3 separate regions of the Homo sapiens genome follow, and all the other regions are linked to region 1. The links are chromatin loops, found by intact Hi-C in ENCODE. Cell type or tissue: PC-9. All regions are shown on one strand. Region 1 overlaps DOCK4 (dedicator of cytokinesis 4). Region 2 has its middle 15 kb from the start of LSMEM1. Region 3 overlaps DOCK4 (dedicator of cytokinesis 4).

Region 1 (8,000 bases):
TTTTTCAGGAAAGAATACTACATTTAATGAAGCGTTGACTGAATATACTATTTCTTAAGGTTGACAAGTATATTTTCCAATAGCATAAAACAAAGATCGCATCATTTGAACACTTTCCTGCAAGAGACTTGTTACATATAAATGGCAAGGTGTATATAGTAAGTAGAGTACTTAGACGTTTGATTTTATTCAGTATAAAGTCAAAATGGGAAACAGGGAGAGAAAAGCCAATGAGACAGGGAAAGAGTAACTGAACGACAACTGATACTCAGCAAATAAGGTTACTGTCAGCCAGTAGTCAGAAATTCAAAACCCTAAAGCAGTACACTTTTCTAATAAAAGTAACCTTTTGGATAAATCTTTGCTCCACCCCAGCATGGACAATTACGTGGTAAATTAAGTTATCCAAAAAGGAAAAATGCTATAAAAGTTAGCCCAACATCATACTAGCAAAAAACACAACATAGCTGGGCTCCTTCTGAACATTAAAGACAAAAATAGAATAGTATTTACATTAACTACTATGGGAAAGACATCATATAAAATGAAACCCAATTTAGAACATTTTTCATTTTATACTTTTTATACTACAAAAATATTTTAAATATTTATAGAAACTAACGTCTTTTAAAGATATATTATTTATAAAACAAAATTACGCATCATTTCTACAGTGTGCTTAAGAGTGATGGAATACGTATTTAGAAAAAGTCACTAATACATCATTCATACGCATTCCAAAGTGAGTTGTGGTATCATGCATTATAAAATCATGTTTTAAACCATAGTGTGTAATAGATTACCTTCACAGAGCACCTATGATTTATTAATATGTGCGTGTGTGTGTTTTTTAACATGCCAGTTATTTAAATACAGTATCATGGCAATATTCTAGGCTGAATGTTGATGCTAGAAAGCACTGGATAATACAGCACTTGTAATTTTCTGAATAATGCTCTCAAATTTTTATAAAATGTTATTCATTCTAATAAAAATTATAATCAGTAAACTTATCAGTTAATAGGTTTGCTAAAAATATAATAAATTTAATGTATAAAAGGTAGCTAAGACACATCAAAGCGGTCCCAGAAAGAGAATAATAAGTGTTGATCACTTTGTGTTTTGTATTTATTAGAAATACAAGCCTAAGTGAGTAAAATTCTATTATATTTATTAAATGTATTGGCATAGATATTAATTACACTAATTATTGATAATGATGAAAATACAGAAAATTGTTCTCTACTAAATGGTATACTGATACATGAATCAATTCAATATACATAAATTCATCAAATTTCTCATAAAATTTTAGAACTATCAGGTGCATGAATAAGATTTTATCTCTCATGTTTTTTTAAATGTTAGAAGATGCTTAATTAGTTTACATCTAAATCTGAGCTTTCCTTGAAAACAAACACAAAGAAGCCTCTTTTGTCTCACTACACTCTACCCCATTTCTCTCAATACATTCTGCTCCCAGCTACGTCCAAGACAACTAGAGCTGTCATTTTTTATATGAAATACAAATGGTTTACAATTCCCCCAGGTAAATACTTTTTCCTATTATTAACTCTCTTGATTACCAAGAACAAGGTATTATAAGTCTTATTATTTTGGAAACAAACTTTACCAAAGCTACAGCTACAGGCATGGCACATAGAGAGACGATTTAGGAAAAAAAATATTTAACTAGGCAGGATCACTGTGGAATATCAAAGGAAGGTGATTTAAGAGTTTGTCGAGTTTAAGGGAGAGAAATGTTGTAACACAGCTCCAACCTTCTTCCCCAAAGCTGAAATGGTCAAACAATATAGACATGCTGATGTCAATCCCTTGGACATCTACTCAAGCCAACTGGGAAGAAAGCAGAGGCATAGGAACGTCTGGAGATGAGAAACAGGAGGGAGCTCACTCACTTATACACGTATCTCCTGCAGAGTCTGGGTCTCTGCTCCAAACATAGACCAGTACTGCCTTTTTGATATATTATAAAGAAATATAAAATACGGCCGGGTGCGGTGGCTCACACCTGTAATCCTAGCAATTTGGGAGGTCGAGGCAGGTGGATCACATGAGGCCAGGAGTTCGAGACCAGTCTGGGTAACATGGCAAAACTCCGTCTCTACTAAAAATACAAAAAATTAGCCGGGTATGGTGGCATGCGCCTGTAATCCCAGCTACTCGGGAAACTGAGGCAAGAGAATCGTTTTAACCTAGGGGGCAAAGATTGCAGTGAGCTGAGATTGTGCCACTGCACTTCAGCCTGGGCAACAGAGCGAGACTCTGTCTCACACAAACAAACAAAAATAAATATGTAAGAATGATAGCAGGCAGGAAGAATAAGGTAAAATGAGACAATTTCTAAAAGTTATACAAATACAAGTGAATTCCTGCACATCTGTTTAAAAAAGCAAACTGTGCATGTGGAAATTGAGGGAGACTTTGCTTACCTGCATTTAGTACAGATAAGAACCTGGAAGTTTCACCTGACTAAAAGGTCAACCTGAGCCAACTGTATTATGTAAAAGTACATTCCCCATTCAAAAACTAGAACGAAACAAAACTCAGCTAATCCATGGGTCACTATTGGCAATATAACTTTAGTACCAAGGCCATTAAAAATCCTGCTGTACTCTACTTGTAAATTATATGATCTATGAAGTATACTTTTAAATTTTGGCCATAACATATTTCAGGGCACTGACAAGCCACAACAAGCTGAGAGTTGAATGAGGACAGGAAAGGGTCTAGAGACCCTGTACTAAAAGAAATGGTAGAAGGAATTGGGAACTTTAAAACTATGAAAGCTCTGGTACTTTAAGAGTTGACAAAGAGATGTGGTTATGGTTAAGCTAATCAACTACTCTGTGCTTTAGTTTCTTATTTTGTAGAATGGAAATCAGAAAAGCACCTCCCTCACATGCTGTTATAAAGAGTAAACAAATTAAATCCAATAAAATAATGCACATAACTGGTTACAGCAAGCACTGGTTATCATTAATAACATCATCTTCATTATTTTCTACAGCCCCCAGAGGGCAGACTTAGGAACAATGGGTAGAAGTTAAAGAAAAACAGATTTTGGCTGAATAATGGGTATAAATCTTACTTTCCTATTTCAGATTCCATCTCTTCATTTTTAATGTAATATAGCTGAAGTTATTTCTGATAGGTCAGCTTTTAAATTCCTATGGTTCCTTAGTTATCTAAATTAATTTCTATTAGAGGAACTAAAGTTAGAAAAATTTAAAAAAATACATTATTTTCATTCAAAAAAGAATCAGTATTCTAATTTACCTATCAGGTAAATATGGATTATTAGATTTTCTTAAAAGGAGGGTTGCCAGACAAAATATAGGATGCCAAGCTAAATATAAATTTTAGATTAAATAATGAATGAGTTTTTAGTATATATATGTCATAAACATTTCATGGGACCTACTTATACTAAAAATCTATTTGTTGTTTACCTGAAATTAAATTTTAACTGGGTATCCTATAATTTATTCGCTAACTTTAGCAACCCTATGTAAAAGGATAAATGTTAACAAAACTCAAGTAATTTAAAAAAGTTTTTACATAAACAAAATTTTGAGCTTCCTTTTTCATGTAGGATGATTTCTTGCATTGATAGAGAAATGTTACATATCTGCCAGTTTTTGTTTAAACAACATTTCAGAAATTCTTCTTTCCTGACACGTCATTTAGTCATGTCTCAGATTTCCTGTGCCAGCTTAAGTTGCTCAAGAAGAGGTTATGGTTGGCTACGCACTTGTGACAATGTGCAGAAACATCACTTCCCATTTGGCTAAAGGCAGACAGACCTTATGGTAGACTTTTGTTTTCACCTCTGTTAGATGTGGATGACACAGCTCCTTCGTTCAACGCATATTTACACAATGGGTATATCCAAATACGTAAGACAACCACTGTCAAAGAAAACATCTTATGTCATTTTCCTCAGGCTCTACAAATACAGCCACTGTCACCTGAATGCTGTGAACTAGCAACTGGATGCAGACAGCAAGATATTTTGATGTTTCAATAATATTTACACTTATGTCACTAAACACTTGTGTAGATTTGTGGGGTATGAGGAATGAAAATAGACTTAAATAATTGTTCCATCTGCTCAACAATATAAAAGAAATTGTTAAAAGACATGAACAACTGTCGAGGTACATTTCTAGAGGGTCCGCCAAGTAGCCCACAGGCCACGGATAGGAGGCTGACATCTGAGAAGACAAGAAGGATGAGCCAGCAACAAAAATACTGAGACAGGAAGGCGGGTAGTGGTGCAAAAAGCCCATGAAAAAAGAATCGAAACAGGAAGAAGGAACCCGCAGTCAGACAGGAATGCGAATCCTGTGGGCAATTCAAGGAAGTAGTGAGGTTTGGAGGAGACACACAGAATGCAGGCAAGCATGACTCCGTTTCCACATGACAGCTACTTCTCAGGGCTCTAAGACACTATTTCACATGGAAACAAGACAATCCATGTGAAGATATCCCTAACACCACCAACTTTTTAGGAGAAGCTGGTTATTACAGTCACAAATCAGGGTGGCTTTCATCCCAGACTCAGGGTGAGGACAGAGTCCTTGAGGGAAGCCTGACACGAAAAGTGCAGATGAACACTCATTATGTCCCACAGAGCAGGTCAAGGAGACAAAACAAGAACATGAAGAACCACTCTCAAGTGGGATTCTTCTAGAAAGATCCCAGGAGGAAAGTCACTATGTCTTAAAGGTCTTGCAACTTATTTTTATCCCTTTCTTATTTTACGTACTTTGTCAGTTATCTCAAATGTTTTGTAGACAGAAAAATAAACAAATCTTGGTAGTTCCAGTGCCCGTCAATACTCCACACACAGCTGATGTTTAATAAATGCTGATTAAATTAAATAATTTATTTGTAGCTGTTCTCTTGAAGGGGTCAAAAAGAAAGATGGTAAATTGGATCTGGGGCTCAAGAATAAAAAGAGGGAAAACTATCTAAGGTATCACAGTATAAAATGTGAAGACCAAAAGAGGAAGATCACAGAGTAATGCGCAAGATCTCCTAGTGCTCATGAGTCCAGAGACAGACTTGGGTTGGGGCCCTGCTCTGCCTCTTACCAGCTCTGTGACAAATTGGGCAAGTCACTGAAGGTTCTCCCAGCCTCAGAATACTCATGTGACAAATGGATGTCATCAGAGTACCTACGCTGGAGAGGCGTGGGGAATTACATGACATTATACATGTAGAGTTCTTAGCTCCGCACCTGTCATGGAATAGACACATAGTAAATGGTAGGAAGGGTAGATGCAGAGGGAACAGTAGTAATGAAATATTGAACCTGAAAAACTTTTTAAAAATTTGTGTCATGACTGGAGAGGAAATCTATGTTAATGCAATCATGCTTAGTGAAATCTCAAATACACAGTTAACCCTGAGAGTCTCATACATTATTGTAATGTCAGTAGAGGAAACAACAGCCATCACCATGCCCCCATTTGTGGGTCTGAACAATTAGCAGCAAGCCAGGTAGGAAGTTGGTAATTTCACAGGAAAGCCAGAGAAAAAAAGGAAGAATGGCTAGAAATAGCGGGGGTGGTTGCTGTGGTACAAAATCTACCTTCCCTACTCCTTTACTGGGGGATAATAGGATTGGCAACCCATAGGCACGCTGGGATTTCCCAGCAAATCAAATAAATTTCGTAATTGTTGTTCGCTACAAAATTATTTTTCTCTTCCTGTAAGAAACCGGAAAAGCCTACAGAGAATGTATTGTTAATATTAAACCCTCGACTAAAGGAGATGTAGAGGTATTTATGGATAGTAGTCAACTCACTCTCTCTCCTCAGATTACATTACACTTAACGATTTAAGGCTTATAGTTTACTATATAGAAAAAGAGAAAGGAGAGAGAAATACTAATCACCACAGTACTTGCTGAGACATTTTATATCAGAAACAACTGAGATTGGTAGTGCTATTCATGTATCTGAAAAATATATAATTTTTTAAACTTGGTAAAATCCTACCCATATGACTTAGCTAGAAATAAATTTTAAATTAAAGTATCATTTATTCTAGAATGTATTTAAATAAAAACCACTTTATTACTTTTAATGTATTATGGAGATGGTCAATTTAAAGTCCACTGGGTCTACTTTTTGAATAGATTAAGCACACTTGAAATTAGCACTAATTATAATTAGCATTAATTGTAGCCCCAAATAAATATTCTAATTTTAATAATGTACTTCTTTTCAGAGGGTTCACAACATAAATTTTATAAATAATCCCTTTATCCATAAATTGCACTAAGGTAAAGTAAATTTCAATGTAGTTTAGGCAGATTAATTATGAATTAGGAATCAGTAGAATTTTTTATTAATATGATCTTAACATAGTTGAAAATAATTTTATTTGATATGTGAATACCATCACAATTGCCTCAGGCTCTCACATCTATCATCTCCATTGGTTTTACATAAAAGTACCTAGAGATTAGGTAATTTTCCCCTAGTTGTTCTGTGAGTTGGTTATAGATATAAGATTAGAATATAAAATATAGAATTAATAGTATAACGTATGACCCAGTTACTATAACATAATGAATTAACCTCTGTTTCCTAGAAGTTTTTATCTTTACATGTTGAGCTTAACCCCTCATACCCAGAAGTCAAATTTCTGGCAACATCTCTAATTCTTTTTGGAACAAAATGATTAAGGTAAATAAAATAAAATAAAATAAAAGGCCACCAAACATCCAAAATAGCTATGAAAACAAAGCTTCACTCCCCAGAAGGCCTTAAAATCTTCATGTAGAATTTATCTTTACCTGAACACAATTTTTAAAAGACATGGTTTTCCGTGGCACAGAATGAACAAGATGAAAAGTCAGAACTGATGGCAGGGATATTAAAGATATGAATAATAACTACATATAGTATGGAACCTTGTTAGAGGATCATACCAAAGGCTTAGTTTAGTACGGTAAATTAGATTGGTATTTGGCAAATAATCACTTTTCCCTAACCACCTCATGGAATAAGTATACTTCCCTGCTCTGCTGTTAGGCTTAGTGATTGACTTACTTTGACCAACGGAATGGAATCAGATGTGATTCCAGTTGACAGCTGAAGTGCGCTTGCACAGTTGGGCTAACACTCTTGTACTCCTACCACGACCATAGGAATAGCTTCGCTGGTTTGCTTCCTTCAGACTGGGCCCTCAAAATAAACATTTCTGGAACAGACCTAAGCTTAATCCACAGTGAGGACCTAAACCCAGACAGGCCTGCAGCATGAAGTAGAGTCATGCCGTCAGGCCTGGCCCAGAACATGCCCAGCCAATCTCTATCACAGAGAGTGAGAATGAATGAAAATTAGTTTAAGCCACTGAGTTGTGGAATTGATTTTTATGGAGCAACAGCTGACTGATGCAATCATAAAGAAAAAGTGAAAAGATGTTTAAATTGCTTCCGCTTAAAACCATTACATTTCAGTACAATTTATATCAGCAGCTACTAAAATATTTGAATGTTTAGTGTTTGAATTTCAGCTGACTAGAAAATTTCATTTATACAGAGAGCATCCCAAAGCCACTACTTAGCAGCATGATACATGGATCTTAGAAGTTGTGTGTCCAGCAAAAGGGAATGAGCATTTTCTTTAAATAAAGTCTGCTTAGCTTTGCTGAACAGTTCTACCAGACCCTCAGTTAATATACTTTCATCTGAGGTTTCATGCTGCTGACTAGCAATAAGAAACAGTCACATGATGCTTGGGCTGAGAAAATGTTTCAGTTCCCACAAATAGAGCAATGCAGGAAATTTCAAGACATGCATAATGAAAACGAAAGAAAATCCTTGTTTTCTTAGAAAATCTCCCTTCATGTTTGTACAGAGTGAAGTAACAGATATCCAGATTTAATGCCAAATCACAGTGACATGACTTGTTACCATTGTTATGCTACCATTACAAGGCACTTCCCGTGTGACCGGCTTT
Region 2 (8,000 bases), 420 kb after region 1:
AAGTAGTAGGTGTGGCATAGTGGAAATAACCGGCTACATTTAAACCTCTATTGGTGAGACTAAGGACAAAACATTTTTTGTGGCATGGTTTAAGATGATAGCCACCCTGATCTCTTCTGAGCAAGGATGATGGGGTGAGAGTCTTTTAGCAAAATAACTCGTTAAGTTACGGTATAACAGGCGATCAGTATAAGCAGGAGGGTTTGTTGTTTTCCAAATGATCTAGTCTGAAGAACATAAGGATCCACATTTACCTACCTGCGATGGAGCCAGGAACCTGTCTGTCTGCCCTGGGCTAAGGGCTTGACCCACAGGGTGCACTGGGAGGAGGGAGTGGGACACTAAGGTAAGGCCCAGGAGAAGCAAAAGGAATAGAAGGGACAGCCGAACCAAGACATGTCCTGATAGGAAAATAAAAGAGAGTTTTGCACCATTCTTTGGACTTTGGCTGTGTTCACAAGAGGCTGAGAGAGAGATGATTGTTCTAGTAACAGACTTTATCTCCACACCCTTCCTGATGTTGCCAGCCATTATGGGAGGATCACACATATCTTCTGACTCCAGGTGCAATGTCATGTACTTTGTATTCTGCCATGAGGACCCTGGAAGAATTTTCTTATAGCCCCACAAAATTGTTCTGTGTTGGTAACCACCTATAGGTGGGCCTGGCCCAGCTCTGCATACCGTGCACTGCTGTGACACCTGGAGGCTGTTGGATCTTGGAGCTACCTGGAACTAGGAGGCCCTGGCTTCTAGTAAGGCCACTGAGCTGCAACCTAAGGGGTACAGGGAACTTATCACTCAGGAATAGACCAGGGTCATCTGGCCAGGACTCTGTCAATGGGCACCAATCCCCAAAGCAAGAACAAAGCAACAAGGAGATATGAAAATAACACAAAACAACTGTTTTGTTCTGGGTAACAATAGCCTGGGGAAAAGGGGAGAATCTTGGTGCGCATGTCATTTGGACTAACTGAGGTATCTTGGAGTATATTGTGCAAACCATCATGTTGTAACAAATTTTTATTGCTTAGAAAAAAAATTAATGGAAACAAGTTCTCCTTGAGTCAGGGCATAAAAATAATTTTATTCCAGCTTAACATAATGACCCTATTTATATTCAGGAGAGAAGGATAAGCAAAAGAGATCGATCATCAGAAAAGACTGGTAATCTATCCCCTCTGTGAATGAGTTTGGCCCCAAGAAGCTGTGAAAAGAAGAGAGAGCCTTAGAACTGTGGTCAGGCAGTGTATTTTCTTTTAAGGAAACATAAAAATGTTCTTACTGGAATCCGTGCAGCCACTTATTTGGTGAAGATGACTTATCAGTAATTTTTTTTTTTTACATAGGGAAAACATTACAGAAATGTAATTCTACTTTTTATGAGGATGAAAATGATTTTTTAAAAAGCACATGAAAAAACAACACAGAAGAAAATTCCATTTGATAAATGGGTACTAGGCATATACACTGTGCCCAGCAGTGGTGCCATGCTGTGCTGGACACTACAAAGGGTGTCAGAGGCAGGGAAATCATGGTCCCTTCAAAGAGGCTTCTGATCTGGTCATGCAAATAAGCCATGTACAGGCAACCAGTAGTGATCTGTAATCATGAATCAGAAATAGCAGTTCCTCAGTGTGCCCATCCGAGTATCACTTGAGAGGCTGGAAAGACCCTGATTCTTGGACTGTGGCCTTGGCTATTCTGACTTAGCAGGCATGGGGTGGGACTAGGAATTCCTGTTATGAAGTGCTGCTGTGATGATTCTGGTGCTCGGTTTGGGTGGCTGGACAGATAACGGATTCAGAATAAACTTGGGTTCTGATTCTGGTTCTATGCACGAGTAACAGTGTGGCCTTGATCATGTTCCTTAATTCCCCTGACTTTCAGCATTTTCTTCTGTATCATGGGAGGGTGTTGCTGCTGGTAAGAATAAGGGAGTTGACACAAAGCCCTTCAGTCTCTGTGTTGTTTACAGGTCACTAAAAAATTAAATGAACTTAAATTGTATATTAAAGAGGGTGGCCATTCTGTAGATATTATTTTGAATGTTTAGGCAACACTAGTAATCTCTTGTCAAAGAACCCCCAAATATGTTCAGAAGAACATATCCCTGTCACTTCCTCCTTCACTCATTTTTATTTTCTCTTTATTTCCATCCCATTCCTGTACCTCCGGTCCCACTTGTCTTGACCTCCTCAACTGCACGGAGCTTAGGCTCCAGTTTATGGGGCTGTTGAGGGCTATTTTGATAGCAGGTTTGAGCAAGCACCTGGGAACTCCGAAGGGTGAGGGACCCGAGGAGATCCCAGGCAAGGGGCTTGCTCTACGTACTGCCCCAAGAGAGCCTGAGAAGATCTGGTTGAGAAAAGTAGTGCTGCTCGGGTCTCTGCCTAAGGGAGAGACCCTTAGGCATTAGACTCACCTAGACTCACCCCTAATGAGTCTAATTAGACTCATTAGACTCACATTAGACTCACCCCTGCCTGATCCCACCCACATCAATTACATCAGGATCCACCAAGTCCCATCATTTTGAGTGGGAACTTCCTGTCTTGAGTCTTCTTCTGAAGACGTTTTCTAGACCCTGTGATAGGAGAAGATTGACATTCCCTTCTGGGGATGGTCAGATGTCCCTTATTTGATCTAGCCGTATAAGTGACTTAGAAACAACTCTACTCTTCAGATTTAGTGGGATTAAAAATGTAATCAACCAATATTAAAATATTCAATAATCAATTGGAACCAATGACAGTCATGCACCATGAACTGAGACAAGTGATTGATTTATTCCTCAGGAGCTGAGGAGCAAAACCAAGTGTTAAAGTGAGCAGAGATAGGCTGTTATGTAGTATAGTGCAACTCCTAAAACGGCAAAGAATAAAATTTGTCTTAAATTTAGCTGAGTTTTCTGTCTTTGCAAATGAGTCAATTTGGACAAAACTTGTGTTACCCTTGAATTTCCCTCACCACTTAAGGGAAATCAAAAGAAGTCACATAATCGGTCAGAAAGAAATTCAAGGAAGCATTTACTTCTGTTTCATTTCTTCATTTTCTCTTTTTTTTCCCCCTTCAAGATTAGTATTAACATTAACATGGCTGGGAATTCTTCTGTAGACATTTGCTTTTTGGCCAGCAATGTGGGGAGCAGGATGTGAAGGTGGATAAGAACAGAGACAGCAGCCATGGCATGAAATATAGAGCCCACCTGCAAGGCGGCAGGCAGTGTTTGAAGTCTTCTTAGATGGAGGCAGGCATGAGATATTTCATGTCTTCCCAAGTGGCTAAAGAACAAATGATCTGTGAGAAATGCAGTCCTGAATTTAGAGAGTCATGATCCTAATTCTTCTTCATTTCTTGGCCTCATCTATTCCCTTTTAAATTTTGAAACTTGATTCATTTTTCATGCATGAATTCCCAAAGTAATGAGTTGTAACAGGCTTATTTCATTAGGAACATTCCTTCTGAATGTGCAGTGCTGCTGCCACAGAGCATTTATTGTTTAATGAACAAATGGAGCAGACCAAACAATTGAAAACCAGTTAATAATTCAATTAAGGCTTCTCCAATGCTAAAAATGTCTAATTTGTCATTCCCTAAAGTGATTTTCAATATCGCCAGAATCAGACTAAATTAGAACTCTACTCTGTGTCCCCTTCTCAAACCTAGCAAACTTCTTTAATATTCATAAGTCAGGGTCAGCTTCTGAATTACTGTAAACTTATGTAGAGGCTCAAAAACAGTTTTTTATAGACTCAGAAAAACACTGACGAAAGACATGAGGCAGCCTTTGACATTCAGTCTGGGACCTTTTAAAGAAAACTTTCAGTAGAGATGCTAGAAAACCCAGGTTCTTTCCATATTACTTGGTAAAAATCACAAAGGAATATTTTATAAATGTTTTCCCACCAACTTGATGCAATTCACTCTTCTTTTGAGCCTAGAACTTCATTTGAACCTCTTAGATTTTGCCTTGTAATCGTGTATTTGTGTTGTTCCCTTTGTTTGATTCTGGTCTGGGCATCCCCAGCGTGTTAGTACATTGCTCAATAACGTGAATTTGTTTAATTGAATTAAGCTTGGAAGAGTTTCCAGGCTGTCTGCATTGCCTCTGATTTGCAATTACAGCAAAGTGGTGTTCACTAATAGGAGAGGAGGGACACCTGGTGGCAGTTGGGTACTTCAAGCGAAGGAGGTCCATTTGAAAGAAAGAAGGAAAGTGAGAGGATAGAGTATGTGTGGGATACTGGAGGGAGAGCAAATGGTGGCATCAGACCTAGAACAACTGGGAGCTGCAACTGGAGGAAATGGCCATGAGTAGGCTAAGAGGGCTGTGTAGACAGTGGTGAAAACTGTGGACTTTGGAATTGAAGGACCTGTCTTTGAATCTGGCTCTGCTGCTCACAAGTTGTGTGAGCTTGGCTAAGTTATTTACCTTTCCTGGGCCTTGGTCAGCTCCTCGATAAAATGGGAATAACACTTATCTCACAGAGTTGCTGTGATGATCGAACAAAATGATGCCTAGCACTTGGTAAGCACTGGATTTATGAGAGTGGCTAATCTTTTTATTTGCAGAAAGAAGGGGGAAAGCAGAGTCTGAGGTCCAGACAAGACCTTCTGCTGGCTCTAGAGAGGGGCTGATGGTTCTTTTGGATTTGAGGAATTTTCCTCAGAAGGGAGCTCTCCAATCCCACTTTTAGGAAGGTCTGCACAAGGTAACCTTATCTTCAGGCCTCTTCTGGGAAGAATCTTCTCGTGAAGCACTAGGAATTTATTAAGCTCCAGACGCTTTCATCATGTAGACGTGCATCCCTCATGGACCTTATCTCTAAGTGGGGAAGCAAGGTTACCACACAATGGCAAAATAAGAAAGAAGACATGGTTAAGTGCCCAAATTTATGGCCCAGAAAATAAGAGCTGGAATGGTTCAGGGGAGGGCAGATATCTCCTTGAGCAGACAATAAGCTAACTGCTATCCCAGGAAAGCCCTCAGCCCCATGCAAACTGGGACAGTTGGTCACCCTACCTTTAGAGAGAATAACAGAGCCATCCAGAGAGTTTCTCTGGATGTCTCTACAGAACTGCCTACAACCTCACCCTAACTTTTAGCTTTTCCTCAAGACTCACATCGAGGTAAACTGCTTGTTTTAAGAACTAACCTCTGTCCTTAATTCAGTCTCCTATTCCTAACCCGGGACCATGTTCTATCTAGTCAATTTGTCCCTTTCCAACTGCTAAAACATTTCTCAAATCCATCCCTTCCTCCCTATCCCTACTGTCTGTGCTCTACTTAAGCCCATAATTGTGTTTTGTCCACATGATCACAACAGACTTCCCACCGGTCTCGTAGACTCTGGGTTTGTCTCTTTCGAGTCCTCATTCCACAAGGCCATTAGAATAACCTTCTTAAAAATGTAAATCTATACCCTCCCTAGTAAAAAATCTTTAATAGTTCCCAAATCCTGCTTTGTAGGTTCTTTATAGCATGCTATTTCCACGATGTCTTTGTTCAGAGAGTCCCTTCTCTTTGGGATATTCTTTCTAATCCCTTCATTTCAACATCCCTCCTGCATGTATCCAGTCTTCTCAAACAGACCCTCTAAAATGTTTTTGGTTTTGCTTCCTCAAGGAGTCCTACCCTAATATTTTCAGGCACCAGATGGACTTTGGAGTCAGGTGAACTGGATTAGAATCTCAGTTCTGATTCTTAAAAGCTGTGTGGCCTGGGAAGGAAACTTAACCTCTTTCTCAGTTCCTTCCTCTCTGAAAATGAGGGTGATAACATTGACCCTATAGTGGTTGAAAGGAGATCACGTGTTTGTGAAACACTTAGCATAACTCCTGGTTCACAGTCAGCATTCCACTGGGCTGTAACCACCACGAGGGTAGAGACCATGTCTCTCTTTTTCATCCTTGAAACCTTAGTGCCTAGCAGTGTCTGGCAGACAGAAGGCTTTTTGAATAAATGAGTAAAGAAACAGTAGCTTTTAGGAATGTATTTATATACATATGTATTTCCTACAGTTTCCTCCTTATTAAAATTGCTTGGGGATAAGAAACCTCTAATTTTCCTAGGCTTTCTCTTATTTGCAAATGCATCTGTTTACTCCTCAAAGGTGGATTGTGGATTCTTCATGAAGAAGAATGATTTAACCTGGAAAGATTAGAGATGTCAGTTGACCAGGGAAAGCTTTTCTTAACTTATAGTGACCTTTGTGGAGGAATCCATTGCTTAGTGGACTCTGATGATGCAGCTCGTCCAGTCAAGGTCCACTCTCCTTGACTTTGCAGCTGCTGTCCTGGGGAAGGATGATGAGGGGGAGCTCAGTCAGCAGGTGAGACAGAAAGGGGGTCTTGCAGGAAAAGGAGGTGAATAGATTGTCCTTGTTCTTGCTTTACTCTCTACTCAAATTTGTCTGGTTTTTGTTTGTTTTGTTTTGTTTTCAGATGTAGGACAAAAGAGACATTTTGCTGGTAGTGGTGCAATTCTTTTTTTTTTTTTTTTTTTTTTTTTTGAGATGGAGATCGCAGTGGTGCGATCTCGGCTCACTGGAACCTCTGTCTACTGGGTTTAAGCTATTCTCCTGCCTCAGCCTCCCCAGTAGCTGGGATTATAGGCACCTGCCACCACGCCTGGCTAATTTTTTTGTATTTTTAGTAGAGACAGGGTTTCACCATGTTGGCCAGGCTGGTCTTGAACTCCTAACGTCAAGTGATCTGCCTGTCTTGGCCTCCCAAAGTGCTGGGATTACAGGCATGAGCCACTGCGCCTGGCCTGTGGTGGAATTCTTTACAGTCTGAATTTAGTGCAGGATCAGCTATGTGATTTGTGGAGCCCAGTGCAAAATGAAAATGCAGTGCAGGCCCCGTGTTTATAAATTCTTAATAATTTCAAGATGGCAATAGCAGAATATTAAACCAAGCACAGTGTCCTCTGCAACTGCACAGGCTGACAACCGAAGAAACTGCTCTAGTTTAGAGATTTGACAGACAAGAAAGTCTGTGTGTTCCTGACATTTTCTGCAGTGTTCAGCTCAATTCCTGACTTACGAAGTTTAGAAAAAGAAATACCCAGCCAGTAAGTCCTCTCTTCTTCATAAAGCTCTGCTATGTTCCCTGTGATTTACACCGTCTTGGTCTTTTGGTTTGTTTTGCCCAAGACCCTGAACGTCTTTGCATTATGGTTTCTCCAGGTTTAATTCTTTTTTTGTTGTTGTTTTTTTTTGAGACGGGGTCTTGACCTGTCACCCAGGCTGGAGTGAAATGGTGCTATCATAGCTCACTGAAACCTTGACCTCCTGGGCTCAAGTAATCCTTCTGCCTCAACCTCCCAAGTAGCTGAGACTACAGGTGTGTGACACCATTCCTGAATAATTTTTTAAAAGTTTTTTTGTAGGAATGGGGTCTTGCTTTGTTGCCCAGGCTGGTCTCAAACTCCGGGGCTCAAGTGATCCTCCCGCCTCAGCGTCCTAAAGTGCTGGGATTACAGGTGTGAGCCATTGCGCCACTGGGCTGTGCCACCACTCCGGGTTTAGTTTTTTTGTCTGCCTGCTCTCATCCTTTTTGTTAGAAATTTGAATGTGCACTACATTCTTTCATTCCTACATTCTTTCTTCTTTGCATTTGTTGTCCTTTAAACAGATTTTCCATCTTTAATTCATTTACATTTTTTTTAAACTGTCCTTCTACGGTCATTTTAGTTTTCTCTGGATGCCTTCCAATTTTCATTTTTTCCTCAGCAAATAAAGTGTTTAAAATGGAGTGTGGTGATCTAGGAGCCATGGATGTGAAGGCAGAGCTTAGGCTGCCTTGATCTTAGGAGACCCAGCTTATAACTGGATGGTTCGCTAACCCCCCAGCAACTGTTATGCTCTAAATTAGACCCACTCTTTTCTCATGGTTGGCTTCTGACCCAGTATACTTGGCATTTCCTTTTTCAAGCTTTTCCTACATCCATTTTGTATCAGCTTCCTAGGTGTAGTTTTACTTCCAATTATTTT
Region 3 (8,000 bases), 110 kb after region 1:
ATATCAAACAAATGTTTTTCAGATATGAAGAGCTTTATTACATCAGTGGTGCAAACTGTGCTGCATGGCATACGTGTCTGGAACACGCAATAATTCCATGACAATTCATACCCCCCAACCCAGAAGATTTCCCTACCACCACTTAAAGTAGAAGCATGTCAGCTCATTAGGAAAATCTAGGTAGTAACTTCAAACCTTGTTGTAACAGAATTTACATGCAATACTCCAGCCTCATTTTAAGTCAGTGGTTTTCAAACCTTGGTTTTCACAGTAAAGGGTGTTGTTGTTGTTCAAATAAATGCTCATATACACCCTCATCATATAAAAGCAGCATTTTATCCTACTAAACTTATTTTATCTTTCTGAATTTATATTTTCTCAGTATCAAGTCAGTAAGAACAATGACGAGGGTTCCTGGTAGCCCATGTCACACCACTGCAAATGAGAAAGAGGGTATCCTTCTTCCCAGCTGAGACATCCCAAAATCCAGCCACCATATGCAGAGCATACCATACAAGTGTGTGACAGATCACTGCCAACACAATGTTCTAGTGAATAAGCCTATTCTAATGAAAACAAAAATTTGGAATGGGAAGCTATAAATAACAATTGTAGTCTATTTCTTCAGCATGCCATATATTTCTATATTTTGTGTTGGTTATGCTGTGGAGTGAAAATGCTGTTTCTCACCAATGGCTAATTGCATATTTGGTAGGAGTTTTGTTTCTGTCTTTTGATAACAGCTTGCCTTGCTATCTCAAGATACTCTTATTCTGGAAAAAAAAAAAACTGTGGTGGGAAATTTTTGTTACAAAATGCAATCACTAAAAGGTTGGAAAAGCACCCCAAACTTGCAGGAAGCAGTAAAAATGCCTAAGATCCAGTACTGACCGAAGATTTTCTACAACTGACCATTACATGGTGGCCAGAGGATATGACAAGCAGATGTATCTGAGTATCTTCTGGCATTTAAACGGAGTCTAGCAGTCACATGGTGTTGTAAAGACTTCAGGTGTAAATACCCTATTAAAAATTTATACCTACACACACTGACTCAAATAACATGTACATTTTCACTATATGTTACAATTTATTATGTAGCAAATGTTATACTAAGAGCAGAGGATACAATAAAAATAATACAGTCCTATCTTCACTGAAATTCAGCGGTTGGTGGTAGGTTTCTTCATGACATAGCAGCCTAGCCTTCTTGTTTTTATTCTCTGTCTGGGTTTTGTTTTTTTTTTTTTTTTTTTTTGAGATAGGGTCTCTATATTGCCCAGACTGGTCTCAAACTCCTGGGCGCAAGCAATCCACCCGCTTCAGCCTCTCAAAGTGCTGGGATTACGGGCATGAGTCACCACACCCGGCTTTCTGGGTTTTTTCAATGGCAATTTTACATAGTCACAGGACAAACAGAACCACAATGTATGTTTCAGATTTTATGTAACTAATTTCATATACTTTTGACAAATTCTATCACTTCTCTCACAAACACTTGTTTTCCTCTGTGGATGTCGGGGGGTTGCCAGGCCCCAGTCAGGATACCCTCATCCACTCAACAAAGCCTGGATTATACATCCTGGACAACCTTGTATATAAATGTAACAAATAACTACAACACGCTGAGCTTTGGGCTTTCTCCCTCATCCAAGGAACCCATTCATTCATTGATTCAACACTTACTGAACTTACTACAGGTTAGCTCTGTGTTACCCTCTAGAGAAATCAAAGCTGAACCACACAGCATCTCTGGCCTCAAGGGCTTCCCTACACTGTAGCAAAGTCGGACAGTTTCAAAACAGCAGCAGCAAAGGCCCTGAGAGAGGCAGCTGCAGGGCACAGAGCAGGAACAGAGGTAGAGCAGTACTCTACCAGGAGGAGTAGAAAGAGACAGACACTCTCAAAGAACAGACATTGCAGTTAGGTTTTCCAGGTAAAGAAGCAGGAGGTGGATGGTCAGCCCAGGAAGCATTTCAGCAGTTGCAGAGGCAACAGTCCTCAAGTAGCCTGGCATCTCTGAGGAGCCAGTGGTTCCATAGGATGGAGGACAGCGTATGAGAGAAAGAATTGCCCAGCACGGGATGAGATTGCAGACAGGGGCCGATTTAGGAGGGAACTTGTGTACCATAAAATGACTTTGAACTCTATCCTGACTGCAAAAACAAAAAAAAAAAATTAAAGATTTTGTTTTTTACAAGTGAACTACATCAACAAATTTGCTTTATGAAAAAGGTCACTTGTGGCTTAAGTCCAAAGCATGTACTAGAGAAAGGAGAATGCAGAAAAGGAGAAAGATTAGAAGACTACAGCAGTAATTCAGACCAAAGAGGTACCTATTAAGCACACCAAGGAGCATACCAACTCCTTGGACAGGTAGGACAGGGCTTCTCTGAGCATAGATGAAGCAGAATGTGAAGCCCCAGGTCCCAGCAGAGCAAGGGCTTCCAGTATCAGAACCACAAGCCTCAGAGCTCAGGGTTTCTCTTGCTCCTCCAATGAATGGGAATCCTCCCTTTTTTCTAGCCCCCTACCTTCTAGGCATCCCTGTTACTGCAGGTTTCTTGTTTTGTTTAGTTTATTTGTTTGAGGCAGGGCCTCATTATGTTGCCCAGGCTAGAGTGCAGTAGCTAGTCACAGGTGGGATCACAGCTCACTGCAGCCTCAAACTCCAGGGCTCAAGCAACCCTCCTGCCTCCGCCTCCCAAGTAGCTGGGACAAGTGTGAGCCATCACGCCAGCCATGAATTTTATTTTCACTCCAGGGTTCCTCCCTGCTTCTGGTCCATCCTCACTCAAAGACGCACACATTTATTCCCTTCACGTCACTCAGCACTGTTTGGTCCTTGGCTCCCATTTCCCTATTTCTCCCCACCCCTCTAGTACCCATCCCCATCTCCTGAGGCACCTAGTGGCTCCTCTGTCACCACTGTGCCCCACACCCCCACCCACCAGCAGTCAGCATACTGACTGACCATCACTACCACAGACCAATGCTAGAGTAAAAAGACAACGTGGGGACTTATTTCACATAATACTGGTATTAACACTAGTATCTTATTTAAAAAATAAAGTATAGTGAGCAATTTCTTCAGCACTGCCCATAGAACCCCAAAGCCTGGGGCTGTGCCTCCAGATTCTGGCCCTAAGTCGTATGTACAAAGGTGTGATACCATGAAGGGACCACATGCTTCAGGCTGGGACAGATGAGTGCCTGAATCTCAGCCCTTCACAGGTGGGTCCCCTGCAACAAATTACTGGCCCTCTCTAGGTCTGCTGTAAGGCTGGAGTATGTGCACAGGGCCAATCACACAGGCCCAGCCCTTGGTAAGCATTCATCCTAAAGCTGGGTTTTCCTCTGCCTGCCCACTCTTATTTTTCTGTAATTTAAATATGGATATGTTTAAATTATATACTATATAACATTACATACTATATATACTTATATAATATATATTATAATTATATATAAGTATACTTAAATATTATATATTATATAGTATATAACTTAAACATAGTATAATTTAAATATAGTATATATACAGTGTTTGTGCTTGTGTGTGTGTATATATATAGTGTGCATTTATATATAATTATATACTATAGTTTCTATTTATCCTTCCCAAAATCTCTTGAAGGAGAAGAATCGATCCTAAATCCATCTTTCTTCCTCTGCCCAGTCTTAGAAGGAATCACACACAAAAAAAGATAAACCATTTTCCAAGATACTTAACATCGGTCAGGTGACAGGAATAAGAGGGGACAAGGGGGAGGGGAGGGGGAGGAGGTGGAAATTACCCAAAAGGAAGAGGAAGAAGGTTTTCCAGATATTTAAAATGTGATTCCACTCAGCTGTTTATCTTGGGCGATCTTAGCAGCCGGTGACTCACTCCTATGGGAAGTATCTCAATATGAAACTTCTATTCTTTTGTAGAAGTTCTGAGTCTTCCAGGATATGAGACACTCTTTCCTCCTCAGGGCTGTTTCTTCAGGTGCACAAGTGAATAATATCATCACCATCCCAAGTCCTTATCTTCATTTTAAAGCTTGAAGGGGAAATATCTGTCTTAACTTTCACACTGATTTATCTGTGATACTTTATGTACTCCCTTACTGTGTATTTAAAAACAAAATCAGGGTAACATCTATCTTGAAGAAATGTTGTTCAAAGTAAATGAGATAAAACTATGAAACATTTCTAGCTCCTTCACTTGTCCAGTCATCCAGTTCTATATCTCTTTGGATGCTTATCAAGCTAGCATATTGCCTTATACATCATAGGCATATACCATAAATAATCATCCAACAGAAGTTTTTCTACCAACATGTCGTAAAATATGCCCTTATGCTTGTCACTAAGAAAAAAAAATGCAACAAGTAAATCTTTAGAGGAAGGTACTAGCTACTCTCAGGAAACACATACTTAAGGATAGTAGAAAAAGAAAAGAAATTCCTCCAAATATTGCTTCATTCTCTTCAGGGACCTGATATTCAACAGCCAGGACTTTCAAAAACAAAGTACTCCTAACCCAATGCCCCAACCAAAGTTTCATATAATAAAACTTCCATCTACTTTTTAAAAATGCTAACCTATATGATTAAACCTGTCACCCTAGGTTTTTATAAAAAACTGTAGCAAAAAGAAATGAAGCATCTGAAGACTCTACCTCTTTTGGTTGCTTTGAAGGCACCCAAAGTGATGTGACAACTCAAGACAATGTGAGCAACTTTGCAAAAATGCCATTATTCAAATAAACAGATACCTGGAGTTACTAGTCGATATCTACCATCAAAAAATCTAACTCAAATGGGTGCAGTCGTTTATACTTGTAATCCTAGCACTTTGAGAGGCTAAGGCAGGAGGATCACTTGAGCCCAGGAGTTCAAGACCAGCCTGAGCAAAATAGTGAGACCCTGTTTCTACAAAAAATGAAAATAAAAATAGCCAGGTGTGGTGGTGCATGCCTATAGTCCCAACTACTGAGAAGGCTGAGGCAGGAGGATCACTTCAGCCTGAGAGATCAAGGCTGCAGTGAGCCATGATCACACCACTGCATTCCAGCCTGAGCGACAGAGCCAGACCATGCCTTAAAAAAAAAAAAAAAAAATTCTAGCTCAATTAAGTCTGTGCCTCCAGAGGTGGGCCTGCAGAGTCAGATCTCAAATCACAGAGAGAGCCAACACTAACTACATTGATTACACTGAGGTTGAGGATCCTGCTTCTACTTTTTTTATATCCCTCTTCCTACAATCCCTAAAATGTCTTTAACCCTTCTGCTTGGGCTGCCATATAAAGTACCACAGGCTCGGTGTTCTAAAGCATGGAAGTCCCAAATCAAGGTTTGGCAGGACTAGTTCCTGGTGAGGACTCTCTTCCTGGCTTGCAGACTGCCACCTTCTTGCTGCACCCTCACATGGCCCTTTCTCATGCTACCTATGAAGAGAGCATGTGAGCTCTCCAGGATCTCTTCTTATAAAGACACAAATCCTGTCAGATCAGGGCCCCACCCTTATGACCTCATTTAATCTTAGTAACCTCCTTACTCCATATATATCCATATTGGGAGTTAGGGCTTCAACATATGAATTTTGAAGGAATACAAACATTCAGTTTATAGCACCCATAAATAAGCAATTATTCCTATTATTCTGTAATTGCTAAATAAAACCTCTTCAAATTGTTGACTCTCTATGTTGAAAGGTCTGTCCTGCACAAATTATCCCTGGGTCCATAGTCCAACAGGACAGAGTTTATAGAACAAAGGAAAAGTGAGCAGTGACACCAACATCAGTCTTCTAAGCAAACATTTCATGGAGAGAGCAGAATTTTTACCTTAGGTGAATTCATCTGAAGCTGTTTCAACAAATTAAAAGAGCAATTAGAGCTCCCTTTCAAAGGCTTAGACCCCACAGCTATATGAAAACACATCTTCACTGTGGATACTGGAAAATGAACACAGCAGTGACATCACAGGCAGTCAAACTCATATAACAAGGAAAGCTACTTTAAAATTTTGAAACACAGTACTTTCTGCACATAAATGACAAACTAAATTCAGGCTGTCCAGACTCAACTTCTACCAGTCCAACCTCTAATCCTGAAAGGAAACCTCACAAAGGAAATAATGTTTGGCTTATAGAAGAACTTACATAATGATTTTCTGATTATAAAAGAAATGTATGCTAATTTAAGAAATTACTAGAAAGTATGAAATTAAAAATAAGCCATCTCCTCAATTATAATAATTGGTTGTAAGAACATTACAGGTAATGTGTATGCCAATTCTTCACCTCTGATAAGTATTTTCCCATTTTAAAACTCATTACAATAATTTCTACATAGTGTATACATGATATTGCCTAACCTGGGGCAAAGAACATAAATATTTAGTCTTCTGAATCAATTTCTATAACTATGGATGAGAGTATTAATGGAGATTTTACATACAATTAATACAAATATAGTTCTCCTAAAAAAACAAACTGGAGGCTGGGCGCAGTGGCTCACGCATGTAATTCCATCCCTTTGGGAGGCCAAGGTGGGCAGATCACCTGAGGTCAGGAGTTCGAGACCAGCCTGGTCAACATGGTGAAACCCCATCTCTACTAAAAATACAAAACTTTGCTGGGCACAGTGGTGGGCACCTATAATCCCAGCTACTCGGGAGGCTGAGACAGGAGAATCACCTGAACCTGGGAAGCAGAGGTTGTAGTGAGCCAAAATTGTGCCACTGCACTCCAGCCTGGGCAACAGAATGAGACTCCATCTCAAAAAATAAACAAACTAGCAAACAAACTGGAGAAGGGGCAAACCTTTACTATGTGTGCAATTTTTTAGGAATCCTCAGATCTTAATGTTTTTCATCCAGACTACTGGAGAAAACCTCAGAGGTTTCTTCTCTCTTCATTCTTTATAGAACTGCCTGTTGATGTTTTGGGTTTTCGTATTTCTTTGAGACCCTGGCTAACCCCTGAGCCTGTTATCAAGGCAGCTTTACAAGCTCCTCAACCAACTTTGGCTACCAGAGGAGAATGGAGAACAGGTTCTCTCCTCTCCCCACAAAGTGAATAATGTTTCATCCAGGATCTCGGTTGGGGCTATTTTCGGTTGCCTTATGTACATGCATCCCCACGTTCCCAAACCTGCCTACTTCTGGTTGCCAACAACGGATGAGATTATTCCATTTTGGAGAAAAAAAAAAATAAGACATAGAACCAAATCTCCACGTTTCTGCTTAAAGACTTCAGGGAGAAATTTTTGGTTAATGTCCAATTGATAGTCTAATAAACAGCAAATTTCTTGGTTTAGGAAAATGTTTCACAACTTGGGAGATAAGTTGTTAGCAAATTCAACCAGGAAAACTTACAAATTTCATATCCAGAAGGGTTCTCACCAACCACCCTCCCACGAGGGGGCACAAATGGGGGAGGAGAACAAATACACATGTGTTAGTAGTTTCCAAAAGCCTCCCATGTAAATGTCATGCTCTCCCCTCTTCCTCACTCTCCCGTTTTCTTGAGAAACAGCCATGTTTTCGTTCATTGCTAAGTGACAGATGCCTGTCCAGATTTAGTTGCCTTCCCGCTTCCATAGAGATGCAAATGTGATCACTGATTAAGGCAACCTGGATCTCGAACCTCTCTACAACGCGAAGGACTGAGCTAAAAATAAAGGTATGGGTTCAATTCCACTTTCAGATCTGCGTTCAAGGCTAGTTGATGTGTACAGCTCCAAGCCAGGTTCCCAGTTGTAAGTTATTATATACCATGTACCACGGTTTTAGGGCAATTCAGATGAAATCATCTCTTATCCCCCTACCTCCTTCTCTGTCACCAATACCCTGCCAGAAAAACTACACTATCCAGTAAGCTTTGTTATTGCAATACTTTCAAAGCAACTACAAAATCACTGTCCTTATGAAGACCACAGTACACTTCTCAATGGTGAAGTGGCATCTTCTATAGACCCCTTTCCACCCACCTACCCACCTTCCTGTCCTG

The links. Peaks named below come from ENCODE experiments on the same cell type or tissue, not always from the same donor. Only the 100,000 strongest peaks of a DNase experiment are listed, where the experiment ranks them.
Region 2: it touches region 1 in a loop (3-fold over the local background); 3 of 110 quality-filtered maps call a loop at or near these places.
Region 3: a loop joins it to region 1, with 2.7 times the contacts of the local background. A loop is called at or near these places in 30 of 110 quality-filtered maps.

Annotation. Positions count from the first base shown.
Region 1 is chr7:112,076,834-112,084,833 of GRCh38, forward strand. The region is part of intron 1 of DOCK4 (dedicator of cytokinesis 4); the gene reads right to left. Among named protein-coding and RNA genes, the nearest start is that of DOCK4, 130 kb to the right of the region's middle. RefSeq lists enhancers at 3,682-3,731, 7,656-7,755. In PC-9, no CTCF peak of the experiment used is centred here; a DNase peak (open chromatin) is centred at 3,728.
Region 2 is chr7:112,491,876-112,499,875 of GRCh38, forward strand. No RefSeq gene overlaps it. Among named protein-coding and RNA genes, the nearest start is that of LSMEM1, 15 kb to the left of the region's middle. RefSeq lists a silencer at 4,837-5,050. In PC-9, a CTCF peak has its summit at 4,159 (motif pointing left); a DNase peak (open chromatin) is centred at 4,166.
Region 3 is chr7:112,188,510-112,196,509 of GRCh38, forward strand. All of the region lies in intron 1 of DOCK4 (dedicator of cytokinesis 4), which reads right to left. Among named protein-coding and RNA genes, the nearest start is that of DOCK4, 14 kb to the right of the region's middle. In PC-9, no CTCF peak of the experiment used is centred here; a DNase peak (open chromatin) is centred at 3,942; H3K27ac peaks cover 906 bases.